3 separate regions of the Homo sapiens genome follow, and regions 2 and 3 are each linked to region 1. A link is an interaction called in ENCODE POLR2A ChIA-PET data of the cell type or tissue named here. Cell type or tissue: HepG2. All regions are shown on one strand. Each heading gives the region's core, and the rest is flanking DNA. Links, peaks and the distances in the headings are about the cores only.

Region 1 (7,806 bases), core at 2,548-6,547:
TCTTGTTCCTGAACTCAAAGGCAAACTTTTCAATGTTTCTTCAATTCCATGTGTTGGCACAGAATGTGAAGCAATGAGAACTCTTATATGCTGATGATAGAAGTATAAATTCATACAGCTATTTTATAAATAAAGTCATTAACTATTAAAGGTAAAGATATAATACTCTATGAGCTAAAAATTCCAATTCGGCCGGAAACTATAAAACTACTAGAAGAAAACATTGGGGAAATTGTCCAAGACATTGGTCTGGGCAAAGGCTTCTTGAGTAAGACCTGAAAACCACAGGCAACCAAAGTAAGAATGGGCAAACGGGATCACATCAAACTAAAAAGCTTCTTCACAGCAAAGGAAACGAATAGCAAAGTGAAGAAACAACTTATAGAATGGGAAAAAAATTGCAAACTATTCAACTGGCAAGGGATTAATAACCAGAATATATAGGGAACTCAAACCACTCAACAGCAAGAAAACAAGTAATCCAATTTTTTTAATGGGCAAAAGATGTGAACAGACCTTTCTTGAAAGAAGATATACAAATGGCCAACAGGTATGTGAAGAAAATGTGCAACATCATTAATCATCAGAGAAATGCAAACCAAAACCACAGTGATATATCATCTAAACCCAGTTAAAATGACTTTTATCAAAAAGACAATAAAACAACAGGTGCCAGTGAGGATGTGGGGAAAGGGGAATGCTCATACGCTATTGGTAGGAATATAAATTAGTACAGCCATTTCGGAAAACAATATGGGGGTTCCTCAAAAAACTAAAAATTAAGCTACCATATGATCCAGCAAATCCCACTGATGGCTATATATCCAAAAAAAAAAAAAAGGGAAATCAGTGTATCAAAGAGATATCTGCACTTCCATGTTTATTCACAAATAGCAAAGATATGGAATCAACCTAAGTAACCATCATTGGACGAATGGTGGTACACATACAACAATGAAATATTATTCAGCCATAAAAAGTAATGAAATCCTGTCATTTGCAACAACATGGATGGAACTGGAGGACATTATATTAAGTGAAATAAGCCAGACACAGGAAGACAAATATCACATGTTCTCACTCATATATGGGAGCTAAAGAGTCGATCTAATGGAAATAGAGAGTAGGTTGATGGTTACCAGGAGCTGGGAACTGTGGAGGTGATTAGAGGATGAAGAGGGGTTGGCTAACAGGTACAAAAATACAGTTAGATAGAAGGAGTAAGATCCAGTGGTAACACAATAGGGCAACTATAGTTAATAGTAATTTTTGTATATTTTGAAATAACTAGAGGAGTGAAATTGGAATGTTCCTAACACAAATAAATGATAAATGCTTGAGGTGATGGACACCCCAATTACCCTGATTTGATCATTATACAATGTATGTTTGTATCAAAATATCAAACCCCATAAATATGTAAAACTATTATGTAGCTATAAAAAATTTTTTGGCCCAGCGCGGTGGCTCACGCCTGTAATCCCAGCACTTTGGGAGGCTGAGGCAGGTGGATCACAAGGTCAGTAGATTGAAACCATCCTGGCTAACACAGTGAAACCTCATCTCTACTAAAAATACAAAAAATAAGCTGGGTGTGGTGGCAGGTGCCTGTAGTCCCAGCTACTTGGGAGGCTGAGACAGGAGAATGGCGTGAACCCAGGAGGTGGAGCTTGCAGTGAGCCGAGATGGTGCCGCTGCACTCCAGCCTGGGCGACAGAGCGAGACTCCATCTCAAAAAAAAAAAAAAAAAAATTTAGGAAATTTCAATTCTGGATATATGCCCAATAGAACTGCATGCACATATGCCCTAGGAGGCATGATAAGAATGTTTTATAGCAGCACAATTTATAGAAGTGCAATTTATATAACTGGAACAAGTTACATTTCTATCAACAGTAGAATGGATCAATTGTGGTACAGACATCAATGAAATATGTATTGGTTGTCTATCATACTACCCCAAAACTTAGTGACTTTTCATTGAGTTCACAATTTTATGGATCAGCAATTTAGACTGAATTCAGCTGGGGAGTTCTGGTCTCAACTGAGCTGCCTCATGCATCTGTGAGATTCTTTTAATTTCTGAGGGCTTAGCCCACACAACCAAGCTTACTCAGCTGTGTTCCACATACATCATTCTCCAGCAGTCTAGCCCAGCCTTTTTCATGTGGCTGAGGCAGGAGTCCTGAAATACAGAGCAGAAGCACACAGGCTGCTGGAGGCCTATGCTCAGAATAGGCGTGTGGTCACCCTGACCATATTCTATTGGCCAAAGGAAGCCACAATGCCAGCCCAGATTCCAGGGAAGAGAACTAGACCCCATTTCTTCATGGGAGGAGCTCTAAAGTCACATTGCAAAAGGCATGGGTATTGGAAAGAGTGAAGGACTGTGAGTGTTTCTTTAATCTACCACTGAAAACTGGGATTGAAGTGAAAAACAATAACCTGCTACTACACATAACAACATGGATGAATCTCATCAATAATGTTGAGTGAAATAAGCCAGGCTACACAGAATGCATACTGTATAATTCCTTTTATATAAAGTTCAAAAACAGGCAGAACTAAAGTGTAGGGTTTATAAATATATGCTTAATAAAGTATTTTTAAGTGGGAAATTAATCATCATAAATGTCAGGGTGCTAGTTACTTTGGGAGGATGATTGCCTTAAGATAATGGAAAGGCATCAGAAATTGAGCAACACACAGGGGCTTCTGGGTTCTTGGCAGTGTGCTTTCTTAACCTGAGTGGTAATGAGCTAGGCGCTCATTTTGAATCACTAAGTGGGAGATTTATGTTTTGTGCATTTTTCTTTGTCTTATATCTCATGATAAAAAATTAAATAATGTATGATACTGGCACAAGGACAAAACATGGACAATGGAATATAACAAAGAACTGAGAAAAAGTTTGTACCCATAATAAGAACTTGATATACAGTAAATCTTGCATCACAGTTGATTGACAAAAGGACAAATTGTTTACGAGATGATGTTGGAAAAACTGTCTCATTAGAGGTAAAAAATCAAACTGGATCCCTACTTACCAGAGTATATATACAAGGAAATCTCTAGAAGGATTAAAGACTTCAAGGCAAAAGATTATAAGTCAATGGTAAATATTGTGGGTTAATATCTTCCTAACAATACCAGGCAGGGAAGGACTTCTAAAGAACAGCAGAAGAACAAATCATAAGGCCAAAGCTGATTAAGTCAATTGCATCAAACTAAGAAAATTTATTCAAGGAAGTACAACATGATCAAAGTTAACAAACAGGTGACAAATTTTGTGTTATTTGCTATCCCTAATGTTTTTTAAAAACTAACACAGTATCTAAGATATACAAGAAGCTATTAAAATTAAGATTAAAAAGCAGAAAATCCAAAAGAAAAATGAACAAAGGAAATAAACAATTTGCAAAAAGAGGAAATCAAATAGGCTGGCAAGTATATAAGGAGAGGCCCAAACTGGCTATGAGAATAATTCAACTTTTTAAAATAACACGACATTACTTTATTATGCTGGCAAAAATTATAAAGCTGAACAATGCCAAGTATTAGCAGAAATGTGAGGACAGAAGTGTCCTCTTATGTTACTGGTGGGCATGTAGACAGGCGCAGCCACCCTAAAGAGCAATCTGACAGTTCTTAGTTCTATATCATTGTGCTTCATGACCATCAAGATCCACTTTTGGATGTGTACTGGAAAAAAAAAAAAAAAAAAAAACCTCACACTGTAGCTTACTTGAGTACCTGTATGAGGATGTTTATTCACACTGTGATGGAGAGGAACTGAAAGTGACCCAGATATCTATCTAGAATAAAGCAGATAGGAAAAATGTGGAGTACCATCAGCAGTTAGAAGCAACGACTACACACACCCAGAGTGTCATGCATTATGCTGAGTGAAAAAATAGGATCCATCGCACATATCAGTTATAAAAATGAATACAACATACCAAACAGACAATACACATTTTACAAGAATACATGCAAGTAATACCACATACATTAAACAGAAGGGTTTTCTTTAAAGGAGAAGGAGGCAAATGAAAGTGGAGAATGAGGCCTGTCATTCTCTAAGGGGCCTGTCTAAACCAATGACGGGGCATGCCATGAACTGAAGACTGTGTTTAACCCAACCCTGTATGTCCAAAAGAAGAAAAAGCTCAAATAAAATATTCCTCCATGGCTTTTTTCTCCATGGCAACTGCTGTTAATGTGTGTGTGTGTGTGTGTGTGTGTGTGTGTGTGTGTGTTGTACATTTCCTAGAAAAATGCTGAATGCATCTACTAGCATGTCTTTATGGCCATGTAATTCTCATTTACATCATATTACTCTGTACCCTGTTCTTTATGTTTCATAATATACTTTGGACATCTTTCCCTTTCAGCACTTACAAATCTACCTCACTTTTAAACAGCTGTATTATTTTTATATACTCCAATTTAATTTTCCTATCAATAGATACTTAAGCTTGGCTTTTTAAGTTGCTTGCTATTAAACGAGTTTGCTTTTTAAATTGTTCGCTGTTGCCATTCAAAAGACCACCACGATGGTTAAATAGCAGAAAGGAGAGCTTTATTGGTGATATTGGTTTGTAAGTTGGGAAGAGAAACCAGCAAACCAGCACGGACTGACGGTGGTCTCTCTTTGTAGGGGGAGGGAACAGCTTGGGTTTTACTCCTCATGGGTCTGTGTTACACAATAGAGCCATACATATTCAGCAGGTTTGGGGAAAAGCTATACATATTTATGAGGGGAGCTGAGCAAATGAGCAACGAGTAAACACACGTTACATACATCTCAAGTTTACTTTGAAACAGGGTTTTAGCACTGAAATGAGGTGGAATTTGGCTCTTTACATCAAAAGGTTAACCGTACGGCACAAAGACCGTTTGTCCACAGCCTCTATAAGCTGACTGAAACTGGCTTAATGTTTACAGTAGCTTATCAGAAAAGAGTGTTTGTAAGGCCAGTCCTCTGTCCAATCAGAATTACAGTAGTCTGGGTTATAAATCAGATTTAGGAGAGGTCCAATGGCTGCTATTGTTAGGAAGTTTAGAGTCCTGGGAATTTAGAAATTTGCCGTGCCAGCTGGGCTCTGAATGCTCCACTCGTAGGTAACTTTGTTTCCTTAACCTTAGAGTCTATCTTAGTTGATAAAGGGGCATTTATTTTGGGCTCTCAGATCACACTATTAAACCGTAGGGACCAAGGGAAAACTTCCCCTTTGCCCTCTGAAGGTTCACTGAAAATCAACTGACAAAAGGCAGACTTAAGGGAGGAAGGGCATACAAAATGTATTAACATGCGCATGTATTCACAGGAGTCATACAAAATATAAAACTCAAAGAGCCAGATTGTTGATGCTTTTATACCATCTTGAGGTTACAGAAAGAAAAGAGCTTGGAGCACCGCAATACAGGTTATGGGAGGTAGAGAAGAGGAAAGGCATGGCTACCAAAGGCAGTCTTATTAGGTAGATGAAACCTCGCAGGTAGCAGCTCTCAGAAAGAGTAGACGGTAGCCTGCGCTTGAGTTAATATTTCCTAGATCTGGACTAAAAAAGGGTGCCTCAGAGAAAGCCTAGCTTTATTTCACTAATGTAGATTTTTCTCTACAGATGAAATCTCCTCCAGAAAAGGCAGCTTTTCTGGGCTATTCTTGTCTGCAGGCCCTCTGAATAACCATCTTAAAATACATCTAAAATGTATATTTGGGAATAACATTTTTGTTTCCTTTAAAACAATGCCTCTGCAAATATTCTTGCACATACACTAATAGGAAATTTTATCAAGCATATTCACAATGTAAATCCCAAGCAATGAAATTTCTCAGTCAAAACAGTCAAAATACACATACACTTAAATATTTGATAGATGTTACCAAATTGCCTTCCCAAAGGTTGCAACAATACAAAATCTCATCAAAAAATCTGAAAGTACCTATTGCTCCATACTTTTTCCAGCTCTAGATAGTATAAAGGTTTTTTAAATTTTTTACCAATCTATAAGTTGAAAGATTCTATCTTACTGATGTTTTTATCTCCATATTTTAAATACGTGCAAGACTAAGTATATTTCCATAATTTTACAGGCCATTTATATTTTTCCTGTGAACTGTCTGTTCTTATAACATGTCTATTTTCTTCTGAGTTGTTTTACTTTCTCATTCATTTGCATGAGTTATTTTGCAAATTAAGGCAATTAGCCATTTTATCATATGTTCTGCAATTACATTTTCAGTCTGTCTTGTCTTTTGCCAAACAGAAGTTTTAAATTTTAACACAGTTAAATTTATCAATCTGCTCCTTTATGGCTTCTAGAGAATAAATATTTTAAATTTTATTTTGTGACTTGGAAGCTTAAGTGCTTTTCTGAGAGGATTGATTAGACTGAGGTGAAGCGGGAGGAGGAGAGTAATTGAGACAGTTGCAACTTAAAGGCAGAACGAAGACTTTAAATGAAGAGCTGGCAGAAGTGCTGGTGGCAACAGCCATAGCAGCCCAGCTGAGGCAACTTCCAGGGCAGTGGCATTCTGGTAGGGCCTGTTGGATCCTTCCACATCAAGGAAGTTCTTAGTGATACTGGTGAGCAGCCCAGGCTGGTCCTGAGCCTTGAGGTAACTATCAAGTGCTTTCTGGACATATCAGGGAAGGGAACTCCTCAGGGGAAGTAGACTTCATAATTATTTGGGTTTTGGAGAATACTGGAGAAATAATAGCTTTCTTTATTAAGTTGGCAAAACTGGTTACACTTGTAATATTAATCTCGCAGTCTGGTTTTCTCTACCATGGTTGTGAGAGAGATTAAGATTTTTTTTAATTATATTTATTTAAGTTCTCTTTTTTTCTTCTGTTTTCTATTTCACTTATTTCTGCTTTAATATTTATTATTTCCTTCCTTCTGCTAACTTTGGGCTTCATTTGTTCTACTTTTTTTAGTTCTTTGAGATGTAAAGTTGGATTGCTTATATGAGATATTTCTTTTTTCTTAATGTAAGCATTTATAGCTATAAATTTCCCTTTTAGAACTGCTTTTGCTACATCCCAAAAGTTTTGGCATGTTTTGTTTCCATTTTCATTTCTCTCAAGATTTTTTTGATTTTCCATTTTATTTCTTCTTTGACCTATTGGTCAGGAGTTGCATTGTTTAATTTCCACATATTTGTAAATTTTCCAATTTTCCTTCTGTTGGATAATCTAAAAGAAATGGATAGATTCCTAGCATTATATAATCTACCAAGAATGAATCATGAAGAATTTAAAAATCTGAATAGAGCAGGAACAAGTAAGTAATAAATAAATAAAGGAGACTAAATTAATAATTTTTTGTTTTGTTTGAGATGGAGTCTCACTCTGTTGCTTAGGCTGGAGTGCAGTGGCACGATCTGGGCTCACTGCAACCTCTGCCTCCCAGGTTAAAGCAATTCTCCTGTCTCAGCCTCCCAAGTAGCTGGGATTACAGGCATGCACCACCACGCCCAGCTAATTTTTGTATTTTTAGTAGAGACGGGGTTTCGCCATGTTGACCAGGCTGGTCTTGAACTCCTGACCTCAGGTAATCTGCCCACCTCAGCCTCCCAAAGTACTAGGATTACAGACGTGAGCCACTGTGCCCAGCCTGAATTAATAATTTTTAATAAAACCTCCCAACATGAGATTTAAGCTTACTTCTTGAAAAAAAAAAAATCTCCCAACAAACAGAATTCCAGGACCAGCTAGTGTCACAGGTGAATTCTACCAAACATTAAAAGAAGAATTAATGCCAATCCTACTCAAAATTGTCCAAAAAATTGAAGAG
Region 2 (7,806 bases), core at 1,798-5,797, 590 kb before region 1:
ACCTTTCTTGTCTCAGAAAGACACTGCCAAGAATCAGGAGTGGGGGGCAGAATCGAAGACAGATTTAGGAATAAGGGGAATCCCAGGAAGGGAAAAGAAACTCTCCTGCCTCAGTTCTAGAGTGCAGGCTGAAGCCTCCTCCTTCTATGTGGGTTTCTCCCTATAGCTTTGGATGGAATGAACTGGGGTGGGGAAGTGAAGGGAAGGGAGATGTCCAGGCTGACAAGGGTCCCAACTTTAGCAAGACAATAATCTCCCCCAGCTCTTCCAGGGACCACTGCTAAAGAATGGGGACTCATGTCATCCTCACTGTAGAGATGTTAATACTCCATCTCTAGTGAAAGCTTTCTTTCCCTTTGCATGAGTGAGACATTAGCAGGGCTGTCTGGAGGCACATTTTACTCTATAGCAAGCTTGTTCAACATGTGGCCCAGGACAGCTCAGCTTTGAATGCAGCCCAACACAAATTCATAAACTTTCTTAAAACATTTTGAGTTTTTGTGATTTTGTTGTTGTTATTTTTGTTCATCAGCTATCATTAGTGTTAGTGTATTTTATGCGAGGTCCAAGACAATTCTTCTTCCAACGTAGCCCCAGGGAAGCAAAAAAATTGGACAACCCTATTCTATAGCTAAGGATTCTAAAGTTTCAGAGTCCTTCCCTGCACAGACCTCACCCAAAGCATGGGAGGAGCCCCAGCAATGTGTTAACATGATTGTAGGTTTTTGTAAAGTTTGAAAAAATATACTTAAATGGTAATTGGTTAAGACTGAGTTCTCCTAGATGATGAGTTGACGGGGGCAGCAAACCACCATGGCCCATGTATACCTATGTAACAAACCTGGACGTTCTCCACATGTAGCCCAGAACTTAAAGTAAAATTTAAAAAAAAAGAGAAATTTTTGAATCTTAATTTTTATTCTGCAATTATGGATGTAGAAGTCAGTAGAAAAACCCAGTATATTAATAATTTCACATTTCTTGACTGCAACCTCAAACTTAATTGAGCTAAAGTTTACTGTATTTTTTCCTCCTCTGGTTGCTTTCACACTTTTAAAGATAGTAACAAAATTATTCTTCTGAGACATTTCCGGTAAGATGGATATCTTTACTATTGGATTGTTTAACAAACAATTAAGCCTAGAAGTTATTTGAGTACATAAAGGTGCAAGAATGATACAATGGAATTTGGGGACTGGGGTTGGGGGAAAGAGTAGGAGGGGAGTGAGGGATAAAAGACTACACATTGGGCTGGGCACAGTGGCTCATGCCTGTAATCCCAGCACTTTGGGAGGCCGAGGTGGGCGGATCACCTGAGGTCAGGAGTTCAAGACCAGCCTGGCCAACATGGTGAAACCGCGTCTCCACTAAAAATACAAAATTAGCTGGGCGTGGTGGCGCACGCCTGTAATCCCAACTACTCGGGAGGCTGAGGCAGGAGAATCGCTTGAACCCAGGAGGCGGAGGTTGCAATGAGTTGAGATGGAGCCATTGCACTACAGCCTGGGCGACAAGAGTGAAACTCCATCTAAAAAAAAAAAAAAAAAAAAAAAGACTACACATTGCTTGCAGTGTACACTGCTTAGGTGATGGGTGCACCAGAATCTCAGAAATCACCACTAAAGAACTTATCCATGTAACCAAACACCACCTGTTCCCCAAAACCTATTGAAATACAAAAATTTTAAAAGGCAAACAAAAAAAAAAAAAACAAGAAAAAGATGACCTCCCCAGGCTCAGGTGATCCTCCCACTTCAGCCTCCCAAGTAGCTGGGACTACAGGCACACCACCACACCTGGCTAATTTGTTGTACTTTTTTGTGGCCCAGGTTGGTCTCAAACTCCTGAGCTCAAGCAATCTGCCCACCTTGGCCTCCCAAAGTGTTGGGATTACAGGCATGAGCCACTGTGCCGAGCAGGAATACATTTAGTGTGGGTTTAGTAGGTATACTTAAGTGCTTTACAGTTACTTCTGTGAATAAAGTATCCCCATGTAGTTATAATGTTATGAACTGAACTATATCCCTCCAAAAATTCATGTTAAAGTCTTAACCCCTAGTACTTCAGAATGTAACCGTGTTTGGAGATAAGATCTTTAAAGAGGTAACTGTGTTAAAATGAGGTCTTTAGGATCTGGGCGCAGTGGCTCACACCTGTAATCCCAGCACTATGGGAGGCCAAGGCGGGAGGATCACTTGAGCCCAGGAGCTTGAGACCAGCCTGAGCAACACAGTGAGACCCCGTCCCCCATCTCTACAGAAAATAAAAAATTAGCCCAGTGTGATGATGTGTGCCTGTAGTCCCAGCTACTTGGGAGACTGAGGTGGGAGGATTGCTTGAGCCCAGGAGACTGAGGCTTCAGTGAAACGTGATCGCACCACTGTTCTCCAGTCTGAGTGACAGAGCGAGACCCCATCTCGAAATAAAATAATGAGGTCTATAGGGTGGATTCTAATACAGTGTCACTGGTGTCCTTATGAGAGGAAATTTGGACACAGGTGTGTATGTGCACACAGAGGAAAGAGCATGTGAAGGCACAGGGAGAAGATAGCCGTTTAGAAGCCAAGGAGAGACCTCAGAAAAAAGCAACTCTCCTAACACCTTGATCTTGAGCATCTAGCTTTCAGAACTGAGAAAATAAATTTGTTGTTCAAGTCACCCAACCTGTGCTATTTTGCTATGGCAACCCTAGTAAACTAATATGCATAGCTTCCAGAAATAATGTCACCAATTCAAATAGTATATGACATTAGTTATTACAAATTTGAAACACTACAAGTTTGACAAAAATCCTAAAAATCTGTGACATTATCACTACAAGGTGTGAAGATAACATTTTTGTAAACTATCAAGAATTTTAAAAATGTGGCCTGGTGCATGGCTCATGTCTGTAAACCCAGCACTTGGGAGACTGAGGCAGGAGGATCGCCTGGGCAACACAGCAAGATCCTGTCTCTCTCTCTCAAAAAAAAAAAAAAAAAATTGGGAGGCCAAGGCGGGCAGATCACGAGGTCAGGAGATCAAGACCATCCTGGCTAACACGGTGAAACTCTGTCTCCACTAAAAATACCAAAAAATTAGCCGGGCATGGTGGTGGGCGCCTGTAGTCCCAGCTACTCAGGAGGCTGAGGCAGGAGAATGTCGTGAACCTGAGAGGTGGAGCTTGCAGTGAAATGAGATTGCACTACTGCACTCCAGCCTGGGCCACAGTGCGAGACTCTGTCTCAAAAACAAACAAACAAACAAACAAAAAAGGCCAAGGGCAGTGGCTCATTCCTGTAATCCCAGCACTTTGGGAGGCCGAGGCAGGCAGACTGATTGAGTTCAGGAGTTTGAGACCAGCCCGGGCAACATGGCAAAATCCCATCTCCTCAGAAAAAAAAAAAAATTAGCTGTGGTAGTGCATGCTTGCGGTCCCAGCTACTTGGGAGGCTGAGGTGGGAGACTCACTTGGGCCCAGGAGGTTGAGGCTATAGTGAGCTGTGATTTCGTCACTGCACTCCAGCCTGGGTGACACAGTGAGAATCTGGCTCAAAATAAAATAAAATAAATAAAATAAATAAAAAAATAAAAAAATTAAAAAAGGGGGGGGGCCGGAATTTTTGAAATATGATAAATCTTTCTGGAAGACTGAATTACTTTTCTCTTTAGGAAAACATAATCATCATATGAAAAGGCTATCAAAGAGCAGGCAGCTTAAAAAACGTAGAGCAATATATAGGTTTGTCGGGTAGACAATTTTTGACAGCTTTTAAAAAAATTATTCGTTGACAGCTTTTCTCATTCTAAAACAAATATTCACTTTCCCCCCCAATCTTGTATTTATTTGTCTTAAAGGGGGCTCCAAAAGTTGCACACTTCAGGCACCCAAAAACCTGGATCTACCCCTGGGACTAACCAAATGGATATGGAGAGTTTCTGTGCCGTCTGGGGAAATCATACTCCAATACCCTGTGCTGTGTCTCCTAAGAAATATCAGAGCTGGAGAGCTGATTAGTAAGAACTGCAATGATTGAGGATTTCGGATAGACTTGGGATAGCAAAAGCTGCACTGAAGGTTAGTGGAGAAAAGAGTTTAGACACACCTAACCTCAAGTTAAAATGTGAGAAATCTGCAGTGAGGTTGGGGCCACAGAGACCCTGGACAATAAGCCATGGAGAGAACCCACTTACCTCTCCTGGGGTGTCTGCTCCTCATGCTGATTCTGCTCTTCAGCATATCTTGTTTCACTTACAACACTTAGTGAAGAGTAAATTCTCTGTGCCGACATCACAACTTGGCCATTATGATGTAATGAGGAGGCATCTGTTATTCTCAGGGTAGGGCTTCCCTATTAGGAACATTCTAATTACTTTGAGGGTAATTGGATTGTTTCATTATTCAGGTGATGTAGAAGTCAATCCTGTTAGAACTTAATCTTTTTCAAGGACTCCCTCCTTTTATAATGTATCACTCCATTCTGAATTAGGCAGACGTCTTTGCTTTTCCTTTCCATATTTCTCCTCCGTTGCCTTAGGGGGTTGCCTTTGATAAGGGCTTTGCTCTTTCATCCAGCACTTAAGGAGCAGAATGTAGGCCGGCACAGTGGCTCACACCTGTAATCCCAACCCTTTGGGAGGCCGAGGTGGGCGGATCGCGTGGTCAAGAGATAGAGACCATCCTGGCCAACATGGTGAAACCCCGTCTCTACTAAAAATACAAAAATTAGCTGGGCGTGGTGGCGCACGCCTGTAGTCCCAGCTACTCGGGAGGCTGAGGCAGGGGAATCGCTTGAAGCTGGGAGACAGAGGTTGCAGTGAGCCGAGACTGCGTCACTGCACTCTGGCCTAGCGACAGAGTGAGACTCTGTCTCAAAAAAAAAAAAAGAAGAAGAAGAAGCAGAATGTAACTCAGATGGTCTTCTTAAGGAAGGATTTCCCCACCCAAGGAGAAACGCAGGGCTTTTCCCAAGCTCTTCCCTTTAACTGTTGGTTAAAGCAGTTGGTGCTGGGTTCCAGAGAAGAGCTGGGCCCTGGTAAATTTCCCACTACCCAAAATGATGATAGGATCCTGTTGGGAGTGTCTTACATCAGGACTGCCTAAGTCCTCCAAAACTCCTTCCCCTCAGCATTTGCATAGCCAGAGGGGACTCCAGCAGAATGAGAATAGGACTTTTAGGAAATAAGGTAGTTCTCTAACCAGGACCATCTCTAGCTCCCTGAGCTCTAGCCGAAGAAGGGGAGTAAGTAAGGAGGTCTCTCTCACAGTCTCACACAAAGCAGATTGCTCACAAATTGACTGAAGGTAAAGCACCCAGGAAGCAACTGCCTACAAAAGCTGCTCCGGCTGGGCGAGGTGGCTCACGCGTGTAATTCCAGCACTTCAGGAGGCCAAGGCGGGCGGATCACTTGGGGCCTGGAGTTCGACACCAGCCTGCCCAACATGGCAAAACCTCGACTATTAAAAAAATACAAAAACTGGGGGCCAGGGGCATGGCTCACGCCTGTAATCTCAGCACTTTGGGAGGCTGAGGCGGGTGGATCATCTGAGGTCAGGAGTTCGAAACCAGCCTGGCCAACATGGTGAAACCCTGTCTCCACTAAAAATATAAAAATTAGCCGGGCGTGGTGGCACGCCCCTGTAATCCCAGCTACTCCGGAGGCTGAGGCAGGAGAATCACTTGAACCCGGGAGGCAGAGGTTGCAGCCAGACGAGATCTCGCCATTGCACTCCAGCCTGGGTGACAGCATGACTCTCAGGAAAAACAAAAAACAAAAAACTACACACACACACCCCTCCCCCCACCAAAAAAAAAAAAAACTGCTCACAAGAGTGCGCCCTCTACTGGAGGGCGAAGAAACCTCGTCATTACAGGCCTGGTACTGTGGCACTCCGTGAAATTAGCCATTATCAGACATCTACTGAACTGATTCGCAAACTTCCCTTCCAGCATCTGGTGTGAGAAATTGCTCAGGACTTTAAAACAGATCTGCCGTTGCAGAGTGCAGCTTAGTGGTGCTTTGCAGGAGGCAAGCAAAGCCTATCTGGTTGGCTTTTTGAAGACACCAACCTGTGTGCTGTCCATGCCAAACGTGTAACACCTATGTCAAAAGACATCCAGCTAGCACGCCGCATGCGTGAAGAATGTGCTTAAGAATCCATTATGATGGGGGAAACTTCATTCTTAAAAAAAAAAAGTCTCTGCTTCCTGTCATTGGTAGTTCTGAATGTTAGATATTTTTTCCCCATGGGGTCAAAAGGTACCTAAGTATACGATTGTGAGCAGAAAAATAGGAGACAGAAGTCAGGTGTTGTCAGTTTTCAATTTTCATTTGTGTGTGAATTTTTAATGTAAATGTAGGTGGGGAAGTAAAGCATTAATGCAAGTCAAAATGTTTCAGTGAACATTTCAGTGGTTCAACTTTATAATAATTTAAGCAAACTTATTAAATTTTTCTGGACACACACACACAAAAAACAAGGTGACCAAGAAATTGAGTCAAGGAGGGAATCTTGCCTCTGAGTCTCTTGCTGCCCTTAGCCCAAAACACACAATACTTCTGAATATCTTATGACATACTTTCTTTTCATATTTCAACTTTATTTAAAATATGAGGTTTTATGTCCAGAAGGGAGGGCAGTTGCCCATGGAAGGTGAAGTGAGGCACAATACTATTGGGTTGCGGGCCAAGTACACAGGGTTGCACTGTGAAGGAACTGAGGAGGTTCTGGGAGGGCCTGGTGACAACAATGGATTTGGGGAGATCCACAAAGGAAATTTTCATTTCCTCCCCAGGTTAGCTATTCAGTGGGTGGATTATTCAGTCTTTTTAGCAAGGTCACTGCTCCTTAGCAACATCAACAAAAGTGCCAAAGCTGAGGACACAGAGAATACCATCATTGTCTTTTGTTTCTCTTTATGCCTGGATGGGGAAAGGAATGGAAACTAATAGCAGAAAATGAAACATTTCTGATGTTATCCCTTGCCATGAAGAATCACGGGCTTGTGTAGAGACCTCTTTCTTTTCTTTTTTTTTTTGAGGGTCTCACTGTCACCAAGCTGGAGTGCAGTGGTGCGATCATAGCTCAGTAACCTCCAACTCCTGGGCTCAAGCGATCCTCCTGTCTCAGCTTCCTGAGTAGCTGGGAATACAGATGTGTGCCACCATGCCCAGCTAATTTTAAAAGTTTTTGTAGAGACAGGGTCCCACTATGTTGCTCAGACTGGTCTCGAACTCCTGGGCTCAAGCAATGCTCCTGCCTCAGCCTCCCAAAGTGTTGCGATTACAGGTATGAACCACCACACCGAGCAGAGACCTGTTTCCTAGCCTGGGAATGGGTGATCAGGAGGCCTGAGTTTAAGTCCCATCTTGAGCTGCACTAACAAATTCTATGACCCTGCTAGAGTCATTTCTCACCTCTGGACCTGTGTTCTCATCTGTAAAGGAGCCAGGAACCAATGACGTCGGAAGAGAAGCCTTTTCATGTCTGATTCTATGACCTGCAAACTGCAAAGATCCCAGCAGGCTCCAGAAAAACACGGCAGTTAGAAACAAGGGAATGTGGGTGTTAGGTGGAAAACTGAGGAGCTAGGGCTCATGATGAAATGTTTTTCTACATTCACAAAGAAAAACAAACAAACAAAAAACAGGACGGAGGCTATGGGACAGGGAGGTGTAGGAAGACACCTGCAGTCTGGATGAGAGGAATGGGCAACAGTGTCCCTGCTGGGTTGCCTCAGGGACCCAAGCCTATGACCCAGGTAGTGTTTTCTCTCACGGCACTTCCCAGTCCACAGCTGACATGTTATATTCCAAATTGCTCCT
Region 3 (7,806 bases), core at 1,798-5,797, 160 kb before region 1:
ATATCATTAATGTCTTTATATTGATTTCATGTTGAAATATATGGCTCATATTATATTTATTTTGGCCGGCACTGTTATAGTTCATTCATTAGAAGATCAGGGATGTATGAAGCCATGTTTCTTACCTCCTCTTCTGTAATACCTTATAAGTAATTTTCTGATACACTTAATTAACACTGCAGAGGGACAATCTATTTCATCTGCATCAGCAGCAGCTCCGTTGCCGTCCTTGAATCTGAGCATGTGAATCTAAGGTTCATGGTTTCCTTTCTGCTCTGTACTTTCTAGCACTCCTGCTTCCTGAAGGTCAGTGGAGGTTCTCAGGGACTATGTTAGGTGCTCAAGAGCACTTGGAATAACTTCGAAACAGGAAGCTTTAGATTAAAAGTGCACTATTGCATAAAGTAGTTCCTACATGTAGGAACATGTAGATTTGCCAGTTTATTCATTCAACACTTATTTACTGAATGCTTCTATGTGCTAGTCACTGATGTAGACACTTGAGATACGCCAGAGACCAAAGACAGAGATCAGTGCCATCTTGGAGCTCACATTCTAGCAGGGGGTATGAACGGTAAACAATAAACATTTAAATAAGTCAACTACATAGGATGTTGGAAGGTGATAAGTAGGGTAGAAAAGAAAAACAATAAGAGGGATTCAGAGTGCTGGAAGTAGTGGGGATAGACTGCAACTGTAAACAGAGTGATCAGAGCGGGCTTCACTGAGAAGAGACATTTTAGCAAAGACTTGAAGGAGGGAAGGATGATAGGTGTGTAGACATTTGGAAGAAAAACATTTCAGGTAGAGGCAACAGCTGTGCACAAGGCTTCAGGCTGGAGTGTGCTCAACATGTTTGAAAAACATTAAGGAAGCAGGGGTGGCCAGGAGGAGAGCAGTAGTGATGTCAGAGGTAAGGGGGCTTCACAGATCACTGAGAGCCTTACAGGCCATTGTAAGACTTGGGCTTTTACTTTGAGGGCAACGGGAGCCACTGTGGGCTTTAAGGAAAGGAGTCACCTGCTCTGGCCTACATGTTTAAAGGATCACTCAGACCTCATGTTGAGGTTAGACTTCAGGTAGGCAAGGAGAGAGGTCATGGTGGCCCCACTAGGTGGTAGCAGTGGAAATGGTGACAATGTTACATTTTGATGTATAGTGAAGATGGAATCAACAGGATGTTCTGACAGGTTGGATGTGAGGTATGAGACAAAGATAGGAATCAAGGATGACTCCAAGTCTTGAGCCAGGGCTATTGGAAAGATGGAGTTGCCTGCCATCAACAGAGGAGGGGAAGGCGGCAGATGGAGCAGGTTTGGGAGAAATATGGGGAGTTACATTTGCGTAATTATATTATCTATTGCTCTATAACAAAACATCCCAAAATCTAGTAGCTTAAGACAATGACCATTTATTATCTCACAGTTTTTGTGGGGCAGGGATTCAGGAGTGGTTTAACTGGGTGGGTTGGGCTCAGAGTTTCTCATAAGGTTCTAGTCAGGATGTGAAGCAGGGCTTTAGTTTCTGAAAGTTTGTCTGGGGCTGGAAGAGCCACTTCTAAGATGGCTCACTCAAGTGGTCACTGGCACAAGGTGAGCCTCTTCATAGACTGCCTGAATTTCTGTGTAGCTGGCTCCCTCCAAAGCAAGGGAGCCGAGAGAAAGAGAGAGGAGAGCTTAAGAGAGAGCAACCAAGATGGAAGCCTCAGTGCTTTTTCTGACCTGGTCCCCAAAATCGCATGCTGTCATTTTCACCTTTTTCTATTCATTAGGAGGGAGTCACTCCAATTCAGTCCCATACCAAGCCCCAGATCTGAGGAGCTGCCACCAGTTCTGCTCCCGATTCTCTCCTGGCTCAGGTTTCTGAGGCTGTCTCAGTGAGTTTAGACTCACTGGCACCTGTCCCATGGGCCCCCTCTGGGCTGTCACAGGGACACCTCACCTGCCCACAGCCACAGCTGAGAGAAGACACCTCTGCCCAGGCCCCTTCCCAGCCAGAATCCAGGAGTATTCCAGGGGCTCCCACTGCCCCTGTAGACCCCATGCCTGACGTGCTCCCCTGCGAGGGCTCAGTCCTCATCTCCCCCAACCTGACCCTGTTGGCAGAGACTGGGTGCTGTGATCTGGATGAGCCATCCTGTCCTCAGGGAGGCTTTGTCCCGCTGACCAGGCCTCTCCTCTCTCCACCTGCCCCACTTTGTCTCTGTGGTTCTCACAGTCCATGACCTTCCTGGCCCATCTCTGCCCAGGCCAGCCTCTTGCTTTTATAAAAAACTGAAATTTCAGCACCTGCCCCAAACAGGGCCCCACACAGGGCTGGTGTTTATGCCTTGAGAATTCTTACCTCTACTCATTAAAGCAGAATGAATACAGCAGCCTTCTTGACTTCCTCCCCTGATATTATTTTCAGTGACCTGTTTTTCTGGAGGGTGCTGTGCCCTGCGGCGAGTCTGTGCAGCAAATCACAGTGAGGTGGTTTTTAGCCAAGTGTTCCCGGGGGGCAGGGCACATGCCTCAGGTCCCTTTTTCCTCCATGACTCAGCGGTCACATAGAGAGCAGCAGCGCAGACCCTCAGTGCCTCCCCTCAGTCTGGTCCGTGGGACTCCAGGTGAGCAGAGGTGCCGGCTGAACGGACAGGCCCCCTTCCCCTCCTCTTTCTGACTTCAAATCCCAAGCAGGAACGCAAAGGCCCTGGCCCTGCTGCTGAGCCAACCTTTGCCCCATATGGAGAAGATGGGGTGAGGGCTCCATGGGAGCTGGGGAGACTTTGCCTTGCTCTCTGCTACCCCGAGGCAACACTGGGGGATGGGGCCCAGGAAGTGGAATATCCCAAGGAGAGCAGGGTGGAGTGTGCCCTGGATGCCAGGCTCTCATGTCACTTCCTAAACCACGTCTCCAGGCTTCTTGGGCCCCACAGGATGTGACCAACACAGTGAAGGGGAACATTTGGAAAGAATGTGGCGGGCGGACTCCACACCCAGAGGGGAGCCCCAATCACCTCTGACGTGCTCTGTCGTCTGAGAAACGCAGGCCAGTGGTAGCTGCAAGGATGGGACAAGGCCATGTGGTATAGCCATGAGACCTTAACCTTTCCAGAGAGGCCAAAAGAAGCTCCTTCAGTCCCTCCCCTGCTGGGGTCTCTCATGGCGGAGCTACTCTCCACCTTTTGCCATTCGTCTGGGCTTGTTTGAGTCCAAGTCAGCAACTAGTTACTGCTCCTGCTCCGAAGTGAGATTTGCAACCCAGGCCACTCTCAGTGCATTTTCCTCCTGTGGGAGTGGCCGTCCCCAGGTGGCAGCCTCACACTGATGGCTCCATGTTCCCAGGTCCTGTTCTCCAGAATTCCAGATGCTGATTGGCCCTGCCTGGGTGCTAGTTCCTAGGAGTCCTGGGGCATCTGAGCAGGGGAGCTTGTGTCGGACCTTCTCAGCTCTAACTTCCCCAAAGAAGTCACTTCTTCCCAGAGACCCTGGCACTGTCCCTACTTTCCCTTCTTTCCTCTTCCTCAGTTCTGCCTCCTCGTCACTTGGAAGCTCATTTTCTGGAAGCAAATAGCTTCTTAATTAGGTACATCTTCCACTTGTCATGCCTGTCCGCTTCTAACAGGGGAAGGCCTGTGGTGCTGATTGCCTCTGCTGCTGTCTGTGCACCTCAAACAGTTAGTGGGGAGTTTGGGGATAGGGCAGTGGAGTGGTTGCCAGGATGAGGGAGGTAAATATTGATCCCGCATGATAGTAAAATCCAAGTGCACAACACTGGATGCCTGTCCTGCCCACATTTAAAACTGCACTTATTGCCATTATCTCATTTAGTTCCTAAAGCCCCAGGGCTGCCATGTGTGGTTGTATAGGTTGTTCACTGCACAAGGTCGCCTAGTCTAGAAACAAGTAGGAGCTGAAATCCAGTCCATGCTCTGCTTGACAAGACATGTACCCTGGCTTGGGGCTACATTCACCCGAAGAACAGGGTGGCTTTACTATTTGCTCTCACAAAGTCAGGCACTAGTGGGGCTGCATAAGCTCAGAAGAAAGTTTTTTTAAAAAATTTACACCAGGGGGCACTATAGGCTATCAGTGTCCCTGCATGACATTCCTATGACTGTCACAGAGCAGGCCTGATAAACTCCCTGTGGCAGAGGAGGAGATTGAGACATGGAGATGATAAGTGACTTGCCCAAGGGCGACCAGTCATGGTAGAGCAGGAATCTGGTCATGGGTCTCTTTAGTGCATTTCCCTGGCTCTGCACCCTAAGCAATTCTCTCTGGGCTAAGCATGGGTGAACACAGCCTCTGCCTTCCTGACTTTTCTTTAAGCCCAGGCTTCATTCCGCTCCTGCTCAGATTTTGTTCACTGGTAATTTCCTGGAGTGGAGTGGGAGAAACATGTGAGTGCAGGTGTGAGTGCTGGTGTGAGTGCAGGTGTAAGTGCAGGCATAGTCATCCTCCATAGCCTTGGGGGTCTAGCAAGAGCCCCTCTCCTCCAGCGCAGTGCACCTTATCCATTTCATTTCCTTCTTAGATGCTGGAGGCCTATACCACCAGCAAAACTGCACTGCTGGGACTCACCAAGCCCTTGGCTATAGAGCTGGCACCAAAGGGTATCCAGGTGCCCCGCCTGTTGCCAGGAATCATCAAGAACTGACTTTAACCACATGATGAGGGTTCAGCAGCTCCCAGTTGCCCCCACCAACCACTTTGTTGGTTTCCCCAGTCTGGCCATGGCTTTGTGAGACCAGCAGCCTCTCACTTCCTGTATCTGCACCAGGGCTGTCCTCTCTGGGAGCAGTCGAGGGACTGCAGACCCAGCACTGAGCAGGGCCATCTGCCCACAAGGGCATGAGTCTGCCATGGCAGCCTCTCTGGCCCTTCACAGTTCTATTTAGCACTGAGCCTCTGAATTTTTTCAGGTTGAAGATAATCTGGCTCTGCAAAACTCCTTTAAAAACCCCTGTGGATAGCAGAGACAGGTAGTCTTCTCCAGGGGAGACAGGGCTCTCGGACTGTATCCTCACCTATCAGCCCGTCCTCTCACAGAGTCTGGGGATGCACAGCCCATGAGGTGGGATCTGGAGGGCATGAGGGGCCCCACCATATCTCTCTATGGAGCCCAGGCCTCTGATGGGCCAGGGAGGTGGGATTCAGGGCTGGAGGTGGTGCTGGGCCCTATGTTCAGAGCAGCAGGACCAGCGATCAGAGTTCATTAGAGCATAGGCTGAGGCCTCAGTTCTGTTCTCTTTCCATGCAGGGGTTAAGAGGACTGTGCAGGAACCATGTCCTTCCTGCACTCTACAGATGCCAGCTACGTCACTGGGAAGAGCATCCTGGTGGCCGGCTTCTCCCAGAGGCTCTGCAGGCTGTGACTCTGGGTATAGATACTGCACTTTACCCTGGGGACCAGATAGTGATTGGATAGGAGGATGAATGAAAGCCAGGCCCTCGGGGGTGTCATAAGTAGCAGGGGCCAGTTTGCACATAGAATTCTAAGACAGACCCAGTGTAGGGCATGACTGGGGATGGGACAGAGTTGCTTCTTGAGATTTACAGAGCATGAATCTATGGGTTTTTGTGTGTTTTTCTTGGCAGCAAACTTGTTTTGAAACTCCTAACCTGGCCTCCTGGTGTGGTTGGCAAATACAAGTAGCTTCTTTGCCTACAAACACCATCACTGTCTCAGTGGCCTGTTTCCTCACCACTGCCCCCATCCTTAGGAGCTCCTTCCTCTGTGTTTGTCCCAGGATTCAAGCATCTTGAGAACCTAGAAAAGAGAAGCCTTTGCCTGAGGAGTTAAGGATGTGGATCATTAAAAGTGGTGCCAAAATGCCCAGGAGTGCAGCCAACAGCCCACCCCTAGGAGGCCAATGACTCTAAGAGGAGATTCACTCAGTTTTCTCCCTCCCCATTTTCTCACCTGGGAGCCCTGGAAATGATCCTGGATTAGGAATGGAAGATCTGCTAAGAAAGAATTCCTCCTCTGCCACCGTCTTTATCTCCCTGGGCTTCTGTTTCCCTGGCTATTAACTGAGGAGTTGGACTGATAGCCCCACGTCCTCCCCTCTGGCTTTCTGTGAGATGCCACTCAGTGTTTCCCAACACTCTGGCCTCCAGGTCACAATGGTCTCCGTGGTTCCGGCTCTCCGCAGTGGCATGTGCCACTCTGAATGCTGTCACCATTGCAAGGTGATGTCCCCTCTCATGTGGTAGCAAACTTAACCTATCAGGGAGCAAAGAAGCTGAAGAAATCTGGGGCCTTCAAGGGGCATTGCTCAGACCTCAAGCTTCACCCCACACAAAGTGTGCTGTGACACTCCAGTCCTTGTCTCCACCTTCTCCAAGCTCACACCATTAGCTCTGCTGTCTTCTTGTCTATGCTGTGCCATGTCCCCTGTCCCCTGCCTGGCCCAGCCTCCCTGGACCCTCACCTGTCTACCCCAATGGCTATTAAACTGTCACTTCCATCTACCCCTGCAGTTCCACTTCTGTCCACTCTAAGCAGTGGCCTGCCTGTGTACTCCCCAGAGAAAGCAATGGCGATGAGACGGCACTCCTTTAATCTCCCCTACTCTGATCCAAACTTACATCTGCTTCTGTTCTTACCAGAAAGTTCACATATCGGTGGAAGAGGTGCATCTTCCCTCTCCAAGGGAATCTTTCCATATTCACGTTCACTCAGAATCTCATTTTCTCCCACCCCTCTGGGCACCTCGTTCCATGAGCCATCTTCTCTCTTATCTGCAGCTTCAACCTCTTGGAGCACTTTAATCTAAAAGCAGAACAAAACCAACCAACCAATAAAACTCAGACTCTCCAATATCTAGTCATCCTCTAGCCATCATATTCCTTCACTCTTCCCCATTGTAGTCCCCCTCTCTCATGCCATCTGAAAGTTTTGTTGTTGTTGTTTTTGTTTGTTTGTTTTGTTTTGAGATGGAATCTCACTCTTTCACCCAGGCTGGAGTGCAGTGGTGCAATCTCGGCTCACTGCAACCTCCACCTCCCAGTATAAGCAATTCTCCTGCCTCAGCCTCCTGAGTAGCTGGGATTACAGGCATGCCCCACCATGCCTGGCTAATTGCAAGTTTTATTTTCCTACATTTTTGGGTATTTAGAGTTTAGAACCCTGTTACTCTCCACACACTCAAATACTCAGTAGGGTCTTCAAGGATTATTTCCCAGCCTCCCAGGAAAGCCTGTAAGCCTGTTATTATCTACGGTTTTATTTTATTTTCTGTCTTCTCAGAAATTTGCCATTTCTGGAGTATTTCTACAAGGGGGCTTGGCTGCCTGGGCAATCACCTCTTCTTTCACTTCAGTCCTGCTCCAGGGAAAAATTCTCCTAAGTCTCTGGGGAGAGGGGAGCAGCTATCTGCCATAGATTTTCTTCCCAGTTCTGGAAACAAGTTCCTGGCCATAAATGAAAGTCATTGATTTTCAGACGAACTTCCAGGACACATTCCTGACCCTTCCCAAGGGAGTTTACAGTGTGTAACCCCCTGGACAGCTCATAACAGAACTGGGCTGGCCTCTTTCTGCTGGACATAGGGGGCCCCTGTGGTCCATGCTGGAGCTCCAACCCAGCAAAGACGTGTCCCCACTCTCCCCCAGTTGGTATCTCCAGGCTCACAAAGGGGCACTCTGTTTTCCATGGCCACAGCCATGAAGCATTTGGACACCATAGAAGGAGTCATACTGGATGTGAGAAGTGGAAAATTTCCTCGCCCCCACGGAAGCATGGAGATTTACCATGTGGGAATCCCTTCATTAGGGCTTCCAAAGTATGTATTAAGATTCCCAAGCTATCCATATGTCT

The links. ChIA-PET counts read pairs that join two places held together with the same protein. Peaks named below come from ENCODE experiments on the same cell type or tissue, not always from the same donor. Only the 100,000 strongest peaks of a DNase experiment are listed, where the experiment ranks them.
Region 2: POLR2A ChIA-PET joins it to region 1 with 6 read pairs; 1 of 35 experiments calls an interaction of 5 or more read pairs at or near these places.
Region 3: POLR2A ChIA-PET joins it to region 1 with 5 read pairs; 2 of 35 experiments call an interaction of 5 or more read pairs at or near these places.

The regions. Positions count from the first base shown.
Region 1 is chr14:23,879,294-23,887,099 of GRCh38, forward strand. The region is part of intron 2 of LINC00596 (long intergenic non-protein coding RNA 596); the gene reads right to left. Among named protein-coding and RNA genes, the nearest start is that of LINC00596, 20 kb to the right of the region's middle. In HepG2, for the core only: no CTCF peak of the experiment used is centred there; a DNase peak (open chromatin) is centred at 4,868; H3K4me3 peaks cover 1,412 bases.
Region 2 is chr14:23,289,358-23,297,163 of GRCh38, forward strand. It overlaps PPP1R3E (protein phosphatase 1 regulatory subunit 3E), which reads right to left. Exons shown (of 5, transcript NM_001276318.2): 5 at 6,295-7,806. It also overlaps the pseudogene H3P37. Among named protein-coding and RNA genes, the nearest start is that of HOMEZ, 7.1 kb to the left of the region's middle. RefSeq lists an enhancer at 4,224-5,088 and a silencer at 5,740-6,052. In HepG2, for the core only: no CTCF peak of the experiment used is centred there; no DNase peak of the experiment used is centred there.
Region 3 is chr14:23,723,671-23,731,476 of GRCh38, forward strand. LOC105370409 (a long non-coding RNA gene) reads right to left here and starts at 6,072. Exons shown (of 6, transcript XR_007064083.1): 1 at 5,908-6,072. In HepG2, for the core only: CTCF peaks have their summits at 3,290 and 4,074 (motif pointing right); a DNase peak (open chromatin) is centred at 4,091.